2 separate regions of the Homo sapiens genome follow, and region 1 is linked to region 2. A link is an interaction called in ENCODE POLR2A ChIA-PET data of the cell type or tissue named here. Cell type or tissue: Panc1. All regions are shown on one strand. Links, peaks and the distances in the headings refer to the core of each region. The heading gives the core; the rest is flanking DNA. Region 1 holds the start of ROR1-AS1 (ROR1 antisense RNA 1). Region 2 overlaps LOC105378771 (a long non-coding RNA gene).

Evidence for each region. Peaks named below come from ENCODE experiments on the same cell type or tissue, not always from the same donor. Only the 100,000 strongest peaks of a DNase experiment are listed, where the experiment ranks them.
Region 1: POLR2A ChIA-PET joins it to region 2 with 11 read pairs; 2 of 35 experiments call an interaction of 5 or more read pairs at or near these places.

What each region holds. Positions count from the first base shown.
Region 1 is chr1:64,109,303-64,118,006 of GRCh38, reverse strand. All of the region lies in intron 4 of ROR1 (receptor tyrosine kinase like orphan receptor 1), which reads right to left. It overlaps ROR1-AS1 (ROR1 antisense RNA 1), which reads left to right and starts at 5,802. Exons shown (of 6, transcript NR_110666.1): 1 at 5,802-6,061; 2 at 6,638-6,895; 3 at 7,050-7,124; 4 at 7,214-7,357. In Panc1, for the core only: no CTCF peak of the experiment used is centred there; no DNase peak of the experiment used is centred there.
Region 2 is chr1:63,706,332-63,715,035 of GRCh38, reverse strand. The region is part of intron 1 of LOC105378771 (a long non-coding RNA gene); the gene reads right to left. Among named protein-coding and RNA genes, the nearest start is that of ROR1, 63 kb to the left of the region's middle. RefSeq lists an enhancer at 461-962. In Panc1, for the core only: no CTCF peak of the experiment used is centred there; no DNase peak of the experiment used is centred there; H3K27ac peaks cover 3,697 bases.

The DNA.
Region 1 (8,704 bases), core at 429-8,428, 400 kb before region 2:
CTGGTCTCAAATCCCTGGGCTCAAGTGATCTCCCCGCCTTGAACTCCCAAAGTGTTGGGATTACAGGCATGGGCCAAGGTACCCAGTCCCTGTTTTAATTATTTGTATGAAGACAAAATGCGTGAACTGATCTCCTTGACTAGGAAGTAGATGGTGATCATGTTTGTGACTGAGAATGTCTTGTGGGAGCTGCCTAATATTTGTACAGGAGAACCAGTGTGGTGTTGTGGAAAGAGGACAAGGCTGGAGGAAGGCAGGCACTGTCAGCCTGATAGGGTGATGTTGGGGCATTTTTAAAGCCTCTGTGAGTCTCAGTTTACTCATCAATGAAATGGGAATACTTACTTCCACAGTGCCTGTATCACAGGGTTTTTGTATGATAATGCATGTGAAAATGCTTTTGTGAGCTACAAAATCCTACATGAACACAACAGACAAATCAGGTGTGTGGCATGCAGCAGGTGATGTGAGAAAAAGGCAAATACTGGCAGATCAAACTTCTTACATAAGCTAGAGTAATTTCAGAAAATGTGATTTTTATCATTCTTCCCCCGCTCACTGGTTTGAGAGAAAAAAAAATACTTTTTTTCTTAACCCAAGCCAAATTGAAAATTGAAGCAATGAATAACATTACAAAGTGGGCTCCTGCATACAAAGAATTTTCCATATATTATCTCTATTTGATCCTCAAAATCATGCTAAGAGGAAGATATTTCAAAGATGAGGAAAATGAGGTCGAAGAGATCAAATAGGCTTTATTTGATAACTTGGTGATTAATTGGCCAGATGGGGACTCAATACCAGGTCTGTTATGTCTTTTCCTCTTTACTAAGTTTCCTCTGAGTTGAACTCCCATTCTCCCACACCCCTCTATCCCCTGCCCCAAAAATGTTTAGCAGAAGACAAAGTAACATCATTGACCAATCACTGGTTTTCTTAGTCAATCAGGACTTGGTTGAGGACATATTTATTTTATAGCACTACATAGAGGGTTCAAAAGGCAGGTTAGACTTGATTTCTTCCCTCAAGGAGCATGTAACGTTTCTGGAGAGACAAGATATAAAATGTTGAAATAACATTTCATATGTTATTTCATATGAGAGGCCATGTGTTAAATCATATACCATGGAATCTAAGTGTAACACATTCAGTGCAGGAAAATCCACCGTAGGCTGGGGTGGTCAGGGATAACTTCCTGGAGAAGGCGGAACTTGAGTTTCCTCTCAAAGTCATGGCAGAATGGAAGCCAGGGCCAGATCCCGAGTCCCAGCCAAGTGTTGTCTCACTACACGGATTGGTGCCAAAGGGAAGAGTAGATTATACATTTAAAACGCCCTTTTCCTTTCAATATACCCAGCTCTTCAAGCTGCTGGATGTAATTCCCAGCAAGCAGAGGCAATCTGTGAATGTTTGTTATCTAATAGATTCCTTCTTATGTTAGTTGAAATAACCATCACAATATCAGTAAAATCATCAAGGACAAGGCTTCAGAACAACATATTCCTTTCGTAAAAGAGCTATACTTTTTGAGGTAATACTCATTTAAAAAGGGGTATTCTTTTATGTGGCTTTCCCAAGAATGCAGCCTGGCAATTTAAAAGTCCAAGTAGTAAAGCTTCCCCTTTGGAAACCTCCTTTATATCTAACATGTGCACATTCGCCAGGCATAATGTTAAAAATATTGTGACACAAAATCACCGCCCCATCCTTTCAAGTTTGATGCAGCCAGTTTAATGTTCAATATCACTGTTCGCAGAAATGCTTTTTGATCTGAGGAGATATGAGACACAGCCATCCCACAGCTGGAATGTAAGGATTCTATAGAAGAGCATGGATTAACTTGAAAGTGCGGTGGAACGGGATGGTCTCATCTCATTAGTGACCAAGAGTTCACGAGAAACTTCCATTTGTTTCAACACATTGTAAATCTGGGTCCCCAGTGCCAAACTCTGTATCTGGCATAAAGCAAGTACTCAAGAGATAAATACTGAATCAATGAAGAGCTACGATCTTTCATGATCCGGCACTTTATAATGCTTTTAGAATCCTTATTCTAACCATAATCATGTTGACCATTTATTGGCAGGTGTGTATTAAGCACTTTATAAATATGATCTTATTTGTTCCATACAAGAATCATGCAGAGGCAGGTATTACTCCTCCCATTTAATAGATGAGGAAACTGAGGTTTAGAGAATGAAGCAATTTCCCCAAGTTCACATCCAGTTCCACACAATGCCTAAGCTCATGCTGCCACCCTCTGTTTACAATGCCGCTCAACCTTCAGGTGCATCAGGCAGGAATAGAGATAGAGCAAAAGCAGATGATAATAGCAGTATTAATAAAATAAATATATATTGAGTGCTTATTCTTTTTAAGTGATATATATATATACACATATATATACTTTATCTTATTTATTTATCGTTACAACCATAAGAGGTAAGTTCTATTTACCCTCTTATACAGATGAGTAAACTGAGGCATATATAAGAATTTAAGAAATGCACTTTGGGAGGCTAGGGTGGGAGAATTGCTTAAAGCCAGCAGTTCAAGACCAGCCTGGGCAATAAGACAAGACCTGTCTCTACAAAATAAATAAATAAATAAATAAAAATTAAAAATTAGCCAGGCATGGTGGCATGTGCCTGTAGCCCCAGCTCTTCGGGAGGCTGAGGCAAGAGGATCCCTTGAGCTCAGGAGTTCAAGGCTGCAGTGAGCTATGATTGCACCACTGCACTCCATCCTGGGCAACAGAGCAAGTTATAAAAATAAAAATAAAGAAATGTGTCCAGGGTCACCTAGTTAGTAAATGGTGGAGCAAGGTACCAGATGTGAAACTGTACATATTACTTAAAATCACTTCAATGAAAAAATCCCAACCTAACTGGGCACGTGCCTGTAGTCCCAGCTACTCGGGAGGCTGAGGTAGGGGGATTGCTTGAGTCCAAGAGGTAGACGCTGCAGTGAGCCATGATCGCACCACTGCAATCCAGCCTGGTGACAGAGTGAGACCTCGTCTCAAAAACAAGCAAACAAACAACCATCTTATTTTTACCTATTTTACCTCTACTTAACCAAAATTGGACTATAACAATATAAAAGGCAAACAAGTCTTGTTAACTGACTATTCCAGTTAATGGAGGATTTATCACATATCTGATGATGTCCTGAGCCTTGGCTTACCTCCCTGTGTAAAGAGGAGGTGGGACAAGATAAGGCTGATTCATGGTCCCTGCTAGGAATGCACTTGGATGGCCCTATGATTCCCTCATCGTTCACCACTTCTCAGTGGTACTGAAAGGCAGTTGATACCCGTTTGAATTGTGTCAATCAGAAAAGGCAATGTGCCGGGTTTGTTAATGCCAACCTAAACAACTTCTCAGTTGTTCTGTCAGCACTGTCAATACCCTGGGCCCTGTTGTGGAGCAGAAAAAAAAATGCTTAAGCATGTCTCCCTCACCCTTTCTTTAAAGGTGCTGCAGGGCTGTGGAGCCGGGGTTCTTTCAGTACTACCTGTATCAGGAAGCCAGCTTTGTTGTTCACACCTGCCCTGGGCACCTTTGCATAGTCAACTACTGAGTCTCTCTCCCATCAGTCACTCCTTTAGAAACTGCTCTCTCTCTTCTAAAATTAAGCCTTTGAGCTTTTGCTTCTCAACATTTCATACTGATAGTATCAAAAGGGCATTAACTTTCTAAGAAGCGACATATTAAGCTGAAGAATTCCGATGGTGTGATTTCAATGACCTAACTGCATGTCAGTCATGTTGCACGTTGAGATGGCCTCAAGCAGCTCTAAGAGGGCAGCAATTGTGCAAGAAGCTGACACTTCCAGCTTCAGTCATCAGCTTGGGCTTTCTACTCTCTACCCCTGGTAGGTGAGGCTCATCTTGGCCCCAAGTTCACCGGTCATGGTCCCACATATAGAAGGAGTTAAAGGCAGAGGCACAATTCAGGGGCAGAGGGAGAAAATGGACTGAGTTCCCATGCCAGGAGTCATGCCAAGCACTTTAAAATTTATCCTTTTAATCCACATATATCACCACGAGTAAGAGTGTTTTTATCTTCATTTTATAAATGGGGGCAGGGAGGCGATTGTTAAATGTTAAAGTTGGGCCTCCAACCCAGATCTGTCAGATTCCAAAAGAAAAATCCTTGGATCTGTTTAAACTTTATGCTTTCTTTTTTCTTTCTTTCTTTTTTTTTTTTTTAGGACGAAACACTGGAACTCTCCAGAATAAATTGGTACCTGGGTCTCTTCTGAAGTGAGCTGCTCTTAGGAGCTTCAAATGAGGGTCTTTGAAGCCACATGAAAATTGATGAGTGGTTGTAACATCCAAGCTACCAAATCAGACACACTTGTAATTGTTCCCAATGTGAGTTTTCACCCCAAAGTTCTCTTGTCTCTCTCCCTCATTTTTCCCGAGTACATGGGGGAGAAAGTCATGATGAGGGGATGATCTGCCTTCCAGTTTAAAATCATAAGAATGGCTTGGAAACTTAAGAGCAGTGAGATTCTGGACCATTAACGACCACACTAACTTGCAGCTTCCTCATCTGTACAATGGGGCTAATGACTCAACGGCTATCTCTTCGGCCTACTGCAGAATATAGGGATGGTACCTGTGAAGCCCTTTGTAAACTGCAGAGTGCTATGTCTACTTTCACTGATTCACTCTTTCCATAGATATGGTGTGCCTCTTTGTGAAATGCACGGTGTTAGGCTATTTAGTGAAAACCAATGAAGAAAATACAATCTCTTCCCTTAATGTATGCACATTCTTGAATAGAAAAGACATTTACAGAAATAACTATAAAAGAGTGTAGAAGAGAAGAAAACAGGCACCAGAACAAAGAGAAACAAAAGATGCAGGTTGAGGGGCACCTGAGAGCAGGGTTAAGTGAGGGGATTCAGAAAAACGGAAGAAAGTAGCTTAGGTAAGAGCAGTCTGGAAGATTAAATCTATGGAAGGTGGCAACTGTTTCATTAAATTATGCATTCTTTCATCTATTACCAATTTATCACATGCTTATTATGTACTGGCTACTGTGCAAATTAGTGCGGCAATGTGGAGAGGTGAAATAGGGAATGCTGGCAGGCTGTCCATAGGGAAATGTCCAATGGGAGGCTGGAAATGCAGGTCTTGCATTCGGGAAAAGAGTCAGGGTTGGCTGATAAATTTCAGTCATCCTTATAGAACTGCCAGTTGAACCTATAAGAATTGATGAGCACACTGGGTATGCAGGTGAGATTAGATGGTGAGGGAAGGAGGAAGGGCAGGGACAGAAACTTGTGGGGGAATCCACAAATATGAGGTTGAAAGAGGAAGAGAAGTCAACAAAGCACACTAAAAAGAGTCTCAAAGAGGTGGGAAAAAAGGGTGAAAGATGCTATGAAAGGGTAACCAGCTGCATCCTATTCTACAAAGTTCACTGGTGACTGAGAAGAAACCACTGGGCGTATCAATTAAGACACTGTTAGGGCTCTATGAGTCAGCATACAGATCTCCCAAGTCCAGGACAAGTTACTACAATCATCTGATTCGTGGCCACTAGTAATCATGATAGAATGCCTGGGTTGGAATTCTAGGCCTGCCACTTACTAGCTATGTGACTTGGACAAGTTAACTTTTTTTTTCTGTGCCCCAGTTGGAGATAATACCTTTACTGCTTCATGTGGTTATGATGAGGATCTGATAAACATCACAATAGCACTTACCCAATAGTACACACACAATAGCACATCACAATAGCACTCACCCACAATGGAACTTAGAACAATTATTGATATATGATCAGCTCTCAGTATGTGTAAACTATGACATGCAGGCCAATTCACCTAGAAAGGCCTATTTTCAAAAGCTCATGTCCTCTGAATTGAGGAACCACAGATCAGATCAGCCTCTTCAACCCCCCGCGAGGCTCCCATTCATGTAAGACACCCATGGCTTTGTAATGGCACCCAACGCTCTGGGCTGGCATGAAAATTGTGTGACTCACATCATGTGCCTCCCCAAGAAGGTGAGGCTGTTGCTGCAAAGCTGACTAGTTTGTGGAATGTAAGGACTTTTCATTGATTAGCTTTGGGGAAACCACTGTAAGCAAGTCTTAAACATCATCACATTTGATTGGTTTATAAGTTGTGGCAAGTGAACCCAGGTCTAACACTTAGGAACAAGGGAGAAAAAAAGGAAGATTTTGTTACTTGTAATCAGCTTTTTACTCCACAGATTTTCTGTGAGTTGGGTTCAAAACATTTAATTCCACTTTTTCCCTCTATGTGGCACCTCATTTGTTACCAGGATTTTACAGACGGAGACACAGAAATGTGAAATGAATAGCCCAAGGCTATCTTCTCCCACTACTCCCAGCCCTACCCTCCAGTGTGTAATTGTGGAGCCACGGACAATGTACCAAGGCAGCAAACATCACTGGCTTGAAGATGACTAGTAGCTGTGGTCAGCTTGCTGGGGACCCATGCTCCTGAGGGTTCTTAAGAAGTGTGGGAGGACTCCTAAAGCTGTTGTTGAAATCAGTTTAGATTATGGGACTAGGAACCCGAGGAAGCTAAATTTACTTTACAAGTCAACTGGATTAGCACTAAAGTAATTTTCCTTGTGTAAACCCAATTTTAGGTAATGGATGAGCTAAACTTGGAGCAGGGGGCTGAGACACAGATTTCCTGTGCTGTCGAGCTATTGCAGATCTCAGCAGATAACAAAGCTATTATCCTGGCAGAAATGGAAGCATCCTCAAATCCTGTCAGATGGCAGCATGGACAAAAATTACAAGCAAATGTATTTTTAAGCTGATGCACTTTCTTAAGTCTGGCTCCTAAAAGCAAAACATGCTCTTCTAGGAGAAGTTTTAGTAAAAACATAAGAATGCTGCTGGTAAGGAAATCTCTAGGTGATGCCAGGGACTGACAACAGAGGATTTCTGATAGAAGAAAGAGACAAGGATTTGGACCAAGTTTCTGAATGGAATCATTGTACTTTCTTTTTTTTTTTCTTCCTTCTCCCTCCCCGCTTCACCCCCGACCTCTAGAGTTTCTTAGCAGGCATTTTGGAGGAAAAGATTTGGATCAGAAATTCAGAAATTACCTGGGCTCACAAATATATGGTATGAAAGTATTTTTTAAATGGTTTCAAGTTAAAGGTCTTTACTCCACTGCTCCTAACAGAGTCCCTTAATTTCCTACCTACTCTCAGCCCCTCCAGCACCATCCTGCATTCTGCTTCCAAGATACATGAGCTTTCTGAAGAGCTGGTGAGAATGCTGAAACTTCCTGGCCTTGGTTTCCCATCTGGTAAAATGAGGAAGACCAAAGCTTAACTCTCACAAGGAATATGCAGGTAATGAACACTGTATGATTTAAGAGACCCTTGTGATATATTGAGTACTAACTTTGAAATTACAAACAGAAACAACCCTCCTTTGTTATCCTGTTTTTTAGGCAGGAAGCAAGCAGAAGAAAGATGAGGATGGGAATTAGATGGCTTGCGTTTTAATCTCAGCTGTGATACTTACCAGCTGCCTGTCCTCAGGGTTCAATGTTCAATTGACCTGAATGCAAAACCCAGCTCTATATCTGATAGGCTGTGTGACCTTAGAAAAGTTACTTGCTGCCTCTTACCTTCAGATTCCTCATCATCAAATGGAGAAGGAAGTACTTGCCTCTAGTGGTCTTCCTTCCCACTTTACAATACACTTATGCACATAAAATCTAGTTAAAACAGACAATATGAATAAAAGAATAATTTGATTTTAGAATAGGCATAGGAGAAAAGTGAGCTGCCTTCATTGCTTTGAATATTAGAAGGATTTATCCACTGATTCTAACTGCACTTGTTCATCAACTCCACGAATATTTGATTAAGAGTTATGTTCCTATTGTACATATGGACAATACCTGGCCTCATGGAACAGATAGTGCTATGTGATATGGACAAAGACAGGGAGACTGAGTGTGCAGAGGAGGTCATGTGACCTTTACTGGAGGGATATAGCAAAGGCTTCCTAGAGGAAGTGATGTCTAAATTGACAGGGTTAGCTCTGGTCTGAGTTGTGTCTGTTGGTAGGGCTAATTAATAAGACATTCGGACATCAGAAGCCCCCAAAAGACAACAAATTCCTGCCCATCCCACCCTACCATATAATAAAAGGAAGGCAGGAGGGCCTGAATGAGGTAACTCACACCTATAATCCCAGCACTTTGGAAGGCAGAGCGGAGGACTGCTTGAGCCCACGAGTTTGAGACCAGTCTAGGCAACAAAGTGAGACCCTGTTCTCTACAAAAAAATACAAAAATTAGCTGGGCATGCTGGTGTGTGTCTGTAGTCCAAGCTACTTGGGAGGCTGATGCACGAGGATTGGTTGAACCTGGGAGGTTGAGGTCGCAGTGAGCCGAGATTGTGATTTTTCAGAAAGGATAAGTAACTTTGCCTACAGGGCTCTTCTATAGCACAAGGAAGATTCTATGTGTGAAAGTGCTATCTAGGCACTGTGCACCACATCATAAGTGCAGGAATGGAGCTCAGGGCTTGAGTCAAAAAGATGTGATTTGAGCCCAAACTCTGCCACCTGCTCAGAGTGCTCAGAAAATACCCTGGAGAAGTTACTTATCCTTTCTGAACCTCATTTTCTTCACTTATAATTCCAGCTACAGCAGCCTCATAAGACTGTGAAGATTAAAATTAATA
Region 2 (8,704 bases), core at 170-8,169:
CTCTTACTTCATCAAGTCTCTTCTCAGAAAGGACTTCCTCTACTACCACATCCAAAATAGTAACTTCCTCTCTCCTTTTCTATCCTTTTACCCTATTTTATTATTTTCCTTCATAGCACATATAACCATCTGAGAGTTTATATACCTATTTATTGTTTGTCACTCCCCAACAGAATATAAGCTCATGATGTCAGGGACCTTTTTTATTCACCACTATGCCCCAGTACTTAGAGCAATGCTTGGTACCTTATAGGTTTTCAACAAATATTCATTGGATAAATAAGTAAATGTATGTTTCATAAAAGGAACAACAAATGTGGGTGATTTTTCCACTTTTGCTTTTGGTTGTTTTGCATTTTAGCTTGAGCCCTTACACTGGGCATGATTAGGACACCTTAAGATCCAGTTCAGCTCTCCATCCTGGGCACACTGAAAACTACTCTTCCCAGCTATCTTGCAGTTAGATGTGGCCACGTGACTACGTCTGGCCAAGGGGCTCTGCAGGGAAGTGACAGGTAGCACTTCTGGGCTGAAGCACAGCCTGGAGGGTGCAGCTCTCCAGGGGCTCTCGCTTTGCCTTGTGCTGAGATGATGGAGCCACCGGATCAAAGGCGCCTGGGGTTTCTGAGCCACTGTATGGAGAACAGCTGCCCTGGAGAGTCGCCCATAACCACAGGGGACTTTGCATGAGTCAGAAATAAACTTTTGTTAAGTTAAGCCACTGAGATTTCAGAGTGGGCTGTTACTGAAACACAGCCTAGCCCAATCTGATCACAAAAAGCCTATTTGGTTTAAATTCCTTTACATTTAAGAAACAAAAGAGGCAAATGCAGAGGAAAGAGAGAAAGAATGAGGGGTTTTCATCATCTAAATACTAATTTACAATTTCAAAGTACAAAAATATCCACTCTGAGCCTGACATGGTGCCAGGTACCAGCCACACCCTGAGGACACAGAGATGAATCTTAGTCTCTCCTCACAGTTTACACACCAGTGAGAAAGACCGCATGCCATTAAAATATGGTGGGATAGTGCATGGTTGTAGTTATACTATCTGTGTGTTCAGGGCACATGGAGGGTGGGACCCTTCATTCTGACCAGATGCTATTTCCATATTAAGGTCACTCTGGGCACTAATAGCCAGGTATGTTGGACACATTTTCTCTAATATTTATAACAACTCTGCATCATGGGAAGGATTAGCCCATTCTACAGATAAGGAACCTCAAGGTCAGAGAGGTTAAGCACCTGGCTCAAAGTCACAGTGCAAGTAAGCACTGTATTTGCTGGTAGCTCCTAGAGGTCTGTACAGCACAAGCTCCCTCTTCTAATTCCTGCCCAGTGACCCAGTTCTGACTTTAATATCTTGAATTATTCTGCCCGCTCCTCACCCCTGGGGTTATTGTTTCCTTTCTGTGTATTTGCAATGGCAAAGTCAAAATCCCAACTATCTGCCATAAAATATGAAGAAAAGTATTACTTTTAACTAGAAGGCTGTGGTCACGGCAGCCGGAACCTAGCAGGGCGGGTGGGTCAGCTGACAGTAAGGGTCTTACAAACCCATGCCGCTTGTCTCTCCCCACCAACCTCATCTTGCCACTTCTGCAAAGTCATTGAGGGAACAACTGCTGACTCTGAAGAACAGCCAAGAAGCACAACTCTGAAGCTGGTGCACTCATGCCGAGCTGTCCTCTGGGCCTACTGCCTTCGAGCCTGGAGTCCTCCCATTGCTGTGTCTTGGTTGGTTTTATAGTTTCTTTAAGACTAAAAATACCTTGAAGTGGCCCCTTGCCCTTTATTCATTGGTCAGTCCAAACCTGTGGTCCAATTGCTTCTCTAATGAGAGGTAATGAAGGAGGAAGTGGGGAAGTCAGCCATCTGGACTGCAGGCAGGTGCAGGTGGCCCTAGGAGAAGCCAGAAGGGCTCCTGCCATTGCAACTTTGCTTGGTGAATGTACTAGGGAAGGACAAGGAACAGAAACGCAGGCATCAGCTAAAGAACAGAAGATCTTTAGAAACAAAGTATTTCTAATCCTTATCTTTCGTTGAGACATCATTAGCCCAAGAACCAGGACATTTTGTCAGTGGCAAAATTCAACGATATCAAGGTAAAGGGCAAGGTAGACATGTTGTTCTAACAGTTTCTAAGGGCAAATGCCAGGGGTGTGTGGGTGTGTTTAAAATAGATCTTGGCCAGACACGGTGGCTCACGCCTGTAATCCCAGCACTTTGGGAGACTGAGGCGGGTGGATCAACTGAGGTCAGGAGTTCGAGACCAGCCTGACTAACACAGAGAAACCCCATCTTTACTAAAAATACAAAATTAGCCAGGCGTGGTGGTGCATGCCTGTAATCCCAGTTACTGGGGAGTCTGAGGCAGGAGAATCACTTGAACCCAGGAGGCAGAGGTTGCGGTGAGCCAAGATCGTGCCATTGTACTTCAGCCTGGGCAACAAGAGTGAAACTCCATCTCTAAATAAATAAATAAATAAATAAATAAATAAATAAAAATTTTAAAAAATAAAATAAAATAGATCTTACCCACAATTACAATTGGGCCAAGACTTGAACCTAAATCACTCTTACTCCAAAATTCACACAAAACCCAAGCATCTTCCATTTTACCCAGTGTGCCTATATCAAGTCATATGTTGAAAATTGGAAAACATTCATTCTTCTCATTTGTGTCACAAGCTCCTGGGTTTTCACATGGACCTTTTGAGGACAATATTTTAACCAGTGATTTTCAATCTTTCTTTCTGGCTCCAAACAAACCAAAAATAAATATCCATATTTCTACCACAAGCAGTAGCTCACTGTGTCACAGACATAAAGTTTGAATGCAGAGCAGGGGTTCAGGGAAGAAAGCATGTGCGCACTGAACAAGCCTCTCAGGGTATTTGGGTATATAATGGAGACAGATAGGTAATGTGGGTGTCTACCTGGCACAGACCCTTGGATCGAGCTATGGTCGGGCCTGGTCTTCATGAGACAGATCTGTTTCATTCCTCTTTTTAAAAAAATTTTAAACATTTACCATTATTAAGACAATTAAAAATAAACTCTAGTCAGGGTGAAGTGGTTCACACCTGTAATCCCAGCACTTTGGGAGGCCAAGGTGGGCAGATCACGAGGTCAAGAGCTCGAGACCATCCTGGCCAACATGGTGAAACCCCATCTCTACTAAAAATACAAAAATTAGCTGGGCGTGGTGGCGGCTGCCTGTAGTCCCAGCTACTCGGGAGGCTGAGGCAGGAGAGTCTCTTGAACTCGGGAGGCGGAGGTTGCAGTGAGCCAAGATCGCGCCATTGCACTCCAGCCTGGCGACAGAGCAAGACTCCGTCTCAAAAAAAATCAAAAAACAGAACTCTAATCTGCTTGGATCACTCTCTGTTCCCTTTCCATTTCGCTGGAAAATTAGACACAGCTGGAAGCTACATGTATAGGAGGACATGGACGTTGGCATCAGAGAGATCCAGTCTTGAATTCCAATTTCTCTCCAGGCAGGGCAATAAACGCCTCGAGCCTCAGTTTCATCATCCTTAGAACCAGGTTTGGAGTGTCTTACAAGCAATAGACAATAAATGGTGAGTTTTCGGGTACGCTGCTCTCTCAGAATGTAACTTCACAAGTACACTTCCAAGAATTGGCCTAGTGCATATAACTGCCCTTTGTAATAGCTATAGTGTATTCCATTGTGATACTGTGTCACAATCTGCCTGCCATTTCCCCAATACTGGGAATTTGGATTGTTTCCAGTTTTCCTTTCTTATGAATTGATCTGCTGTGAACATCTTTAGACAGATGGATTTTTTTCCCCCTTAAGTTATTTCCTTAGAGAAAATTCCCAGAAGTGGAATTACTGGGTCAAAGAGTAGGAACAGCTCTGTAGCCCTTGTTATTTATTGCCAGATGAATTCTCATTTTCTAAGAAGGCTGTCAGCTGGGAGAGCGCTGCATATGAGGTAGTTTCCATATACCACTGCTGTCTCTGCCATGAGCTCTACTGGAAGAACCATCCCCAGCCTCTGTCATTCTGTGGTTGGCACTAAGTTGTAGGAGGTAGGGACTAGAGAAGAAAGATAAAGACCTGGAATGTGTAGGGATGCAGGGCTGGGAGAAGGAAAATGGACAAAGCTCTGTGCATTTAGGGATTAGGGTCTGATATGACTAAGCACTTTGATCTAGAAGTAAATGATGCTGGGAGAAAAATCCTTCAAATAAGTTAATATTTATTGCTTTTGTTCTACATACATTTATGAGCACTTACCTAACATGTGCCAAGCACTAACATTTATATGATGTCTGAACCTGTCCCCCAACTCCTTTTGTAATTTGAGGAAGACAAGGGGGTTAAAGTCTAGCCCTGCTTAGGCTTCTCTTTGGCTAAGATACTGGAAGAGAGAAATCTTGCTTAAGAAACTATGAAGGCAAAATTGAGAATATGAGTAAAGCCGCAAACCAGAGGCAGATAATAAAACTGGTGGCGCAGACACAAATCAAGGACTACCCTGAGATGTGTGAACGAAAAAGTCAGGACAAGAGCGATGGGAATGTTTATGAGGTGAAGTGGAGACCTGGGGGAGATGATAAATCAAAGCAGTGTCCTGAAAGCTTTTACATGATGCTGTTCAAATCTCAAATATCTTTGCCAACATTGTTTTCTACTTGATCTAGCAATAACCAAGAAAGCTGTATTAAAATAGTGAAGGATTTGTTAATGCCTCTTCATAGATCAAACCGTTTTTGTTTCTATATTTTGAAGGTGTATTATTAGGTAAATATAAGTTTTCAACTGTTATGTTCCTAACAAATCGAAACTCTTACCATTATGTAGTGATTTTATCTTTTTAAATGCTTTTTTCCTCAAAGTCTGTTTTGTTTTGTTGGCCTGCTTTCTTTTGGTTAATATTTTCCTGACATATTTTTTCTAGGCTTTGACATTCAAACTTTTTTTGTCCTTGTATTTTATTTAGTTAGTCTCTTATAGAAAGGACATAGCTGGAGTTTGTTTCTATGCGGTATGAGGGTCTTGGTGCTTTAACAAGACAGCTTAATCCATTTTCCTTCTGTTTCTTTCTTGCTTGCTTTCTTTTCTTTCTTTCTCTTTATCTTTTTTTTTTTTTTTTTTTTTTTTGAGACAGAGTCTCGCTCTGTCCCCAGGCTGGAATGCAGTGGTGCAATCTTGGCCCACTGCAACCTCCACCTCCCGGGTTCAAGCAATCCTCCTGCCTCAGCTTCCCAAGTAGCTGGGACTACAGGCACGCACGGCCACACCCAGCTTATTATTATTATTATTGTATTTTCAGTAGAGACGAGGTTTCACCATGTTGGGCAGGATGGTCTCAATCTCTGGACCTCGTGATCCACCCGCCTCAGTCTTCAAAGTGCTAGGATTACAGGCGTGAGCCACCACGTTCCTTTCTTATTTCCTTTCTTTCTTTTTCTTCTTTCCTTCTTTCCTTCCTTCCTTCTTTTTCTTTCTTTCTTTCTTTCTTTTTCTTTCTTTCTTTCTTCTCTCTCTCCCTCCCCTCTTTCTTTCTTCCTTTCTTCTCCTTCCTTCCTTCTTTCCTCCCTCCCTTCCTTCCTTCCTTCTTGCTTTCTTTTTCTTTCAAGATGGGGTCTTGCTATATTGGCCAGGCTGATCTTGAATTCCTGAGCTATGGCAATTCTCCCACGTCAGCCTCCCAAGTAGTCAGAATTACAAGGGTACACCACTATGCCCAGAATTTTTTCCCCTTATTTTGATTACTGACTTATTTGGATTTATGTCTACTCTCTTATTTCTATTTATCCTTCTATTCATTCTGCCTTTCCTGTTTTACACCCACCCTTCCTACCTCCTTTGGATTGACTGCATTTTTTCTCTTCCCCATCCTAGTTCTTCCCCTACAAGTTTGGAATTAATTAATTAAAGTGCTATGTCATTCTTTTGGACAAAGTTTAAATAGTATTTTTTTCCCCAAACATACTATGACTTCAGGGTGCCTTAAATCTGATCTCCCACTCCTCTAAATTCACATGCTACTTTTGTCTATTCTAGGCTCTTTGCCCCCAACAGACACTAGACATTATTATCATTTCATAAATTAAACGTTTTCTTAAGTTTTATCTGTAAATTTGCCAAAATACACATTCACCATCTGTCCTTGCACCCTCCATCTATTCTGTCTGAGATATATTCCTTAACAAACATTTATTCAGTGTCTGTTGTTTGTAAACTTTGTATTTTTGTTTTTTTCTGAAACGTTCGTATTTTGCCCTTATTTTTGACTGGTTATTTTCCTGGGTATGAGATTCTAGGTTATTTTATGTCACTGCATTGACCATTTCATTTCACCCTTTTCTGGCTTCAATATTTTCTCTAGAGAAGTCAGCCCTCAGAAAAATTGCTGCTCTATTGAGAAAAGTTTTGCCTTTCTGACATTATCTTTTCCTTCTTCCCATCTCTAAATATCTTTTTTGATTTTCTGAAGTTTTGCCATGATTTGCCTATACATATATCTCCACATATATATTAATATATACATATTTTTTGATTATCCAGCTTGGAATTTATTGTTGTTTGGAACTGCAGGTTGCTTTGTATTGCCTCCCTGTTCTCCGGAACACAGACTCTGAGTAAAAGATTAGCATGCTGAAAACTCACTTGGGAGGGTTCTCAGAACTGCGATCTGCGGAAGAAGCAAAGGAATAGGACTGGGCACAGAGTGAAGCTGGGTGGTGACGCAGTCACACAAAAGCCCTCATCCCATTCCATAGAGAGCTCTGGTGTTTGAAGAGCCCTGAAGCATTGTTCCTAATTGGGGCAATGGGGCTGAGCTTTTATGACCACGCAGCAATGACCCATTATGCTCAGGGCTGCCCTTAAGGAAGGTGTGTGGCATTGAGCGAGGCAACTCTCTTCAGCTGAGGGCAGCCTCTGGGACTGGACTCAGCCATATGCTGTCAATGGTCAACACTCTTAGTAGCTGGGGGAATGAGTGCTTTGATCCTGGGGGTGGGGAGACAGAATTTGGCTGGGGCGCCACAACATCCATGCCAGTCCATGCCTCATGTTGCTCAGATCCACTCCTTTGGTGTGTGTCCTGAAAGCAGATCTTTTAGGATTCTAGTGGACCTCTTTTTCTAGAGAAACTTAAAAGAGGAAGGTTAATGCTGTAAACTAATGTGTTGCCTGCTGCACCTGATCCCAAGGACAAAACAGATACTCAGCATCTTCTTCGTCTCCTATCACTCCCCTCAGTCTCAGCTACTGCCTCTGCAGGTTTAGATAGCTTACCTGGTGAGGGTGCCCAGACCTTCATATCCGAGGGATTTGAAATCTTGTTCCTCTGCCCTTCTCAGGCAATGACTCCTACACTTACCTATTTATCATCAAAACTGGGCAAAAAGTATCAAGAAACACTCAAATGGATCACCTGGGTGCCAAACATATTCTTCCCTGCCCCCATTGTGTAACACCAGTGCTACCTCTTCCTGATGGTCAGGATCAATTACTCCTGCCAGGATCCTGAAGGGACTAGAGAGAAAGATGTGGCTTAACATTTAATGGGATTCTTGCTGTGTCCCTTGGTGGAAGCATTTTCCCCTCTGTGAGCCAACACTGCTAAGCCTCTAGAAACCAGGGCTGTGAAAATGAAGCACAAATTCCCCAAGTGAATAACTGAAAGTGATGATAAGGGGGCTATTCCTACACAAACCCCTTGGTTCCTAGACCTGCGTATTTGACCTACTGGGGACATTACACCATCTCCATAGCAGATTGGGCTTTTCTATCTTGCCACTTACTATGATAATTGTGCCAACCTTGCTTTTCACAGTTAAATCCTGAAATCTGGCCTCTATTTTTGAGATTTTATCATCCCTATTGTTATCGAGATCTTATCATTCCTATTGTTACTATGATAATTGCACCTCCCTTGCTTCTCATAGTTAAATGCTGAAACCTGGCCTCTATTTTTAATATCTAATCATCCCTACTGTTATTAGGAGCCCAAATCTCCCAGCATTAACTCTAGTCTATAGAGAGTGGCCATCACTGAGCTTCTCCGTGATGATGGTCTTTTTGTCAGTGTGTTGCTTATTGCATTGGCAAACGAAGTGTTTCCGGAGCCCACCTGCGCAAGAGTCTTCTGGTGGATTTACCAGCCTTACATACTTTATTCATTCTGGTATGCACAGTTCTCTGAGCCATTCAATCTCTCCTTTCAATGTCTTCCATAGTGACTCTGGTATTTCCACTTCACTTTTGTGGGTTATAGCCCTCTCCAGCCTTCTAAGAGTCACCAGGAGGTGCGCTAACACTGCCTCCCAGGGTCCTAGGCAGGGAGATTGCTGCCATACCTATAAACTCTCCCTCATCCACTTGTATGGTCGGTCTCCCCTTGATCCAGCACTCTCAGAGTCCAGGCCCACACATACTCTCCCAGCTTCTGTACTTGTGGGTTAGGTCCTACAGCTTCCCTGAAATCTAGTTTCTTTCTTCCCTGAATAGGCTCAGTACTTTCCTGGCAAGGATGTGTTTTGATTTAATTCTATCTTTTTTTGTCTGGTGGCCAAAAGGTGAGTAAAGAGGGAGGTCATGTGTTCACTTGAAGGGTAATGGTCTCTACATTGTCTACAAGCACAGGGGAAGCACTGGCCTCTAAGAGGGAGTGGGGGGCTACTTCTGCCAGCCCAAAGAATTCAGGGGAATCTGGAC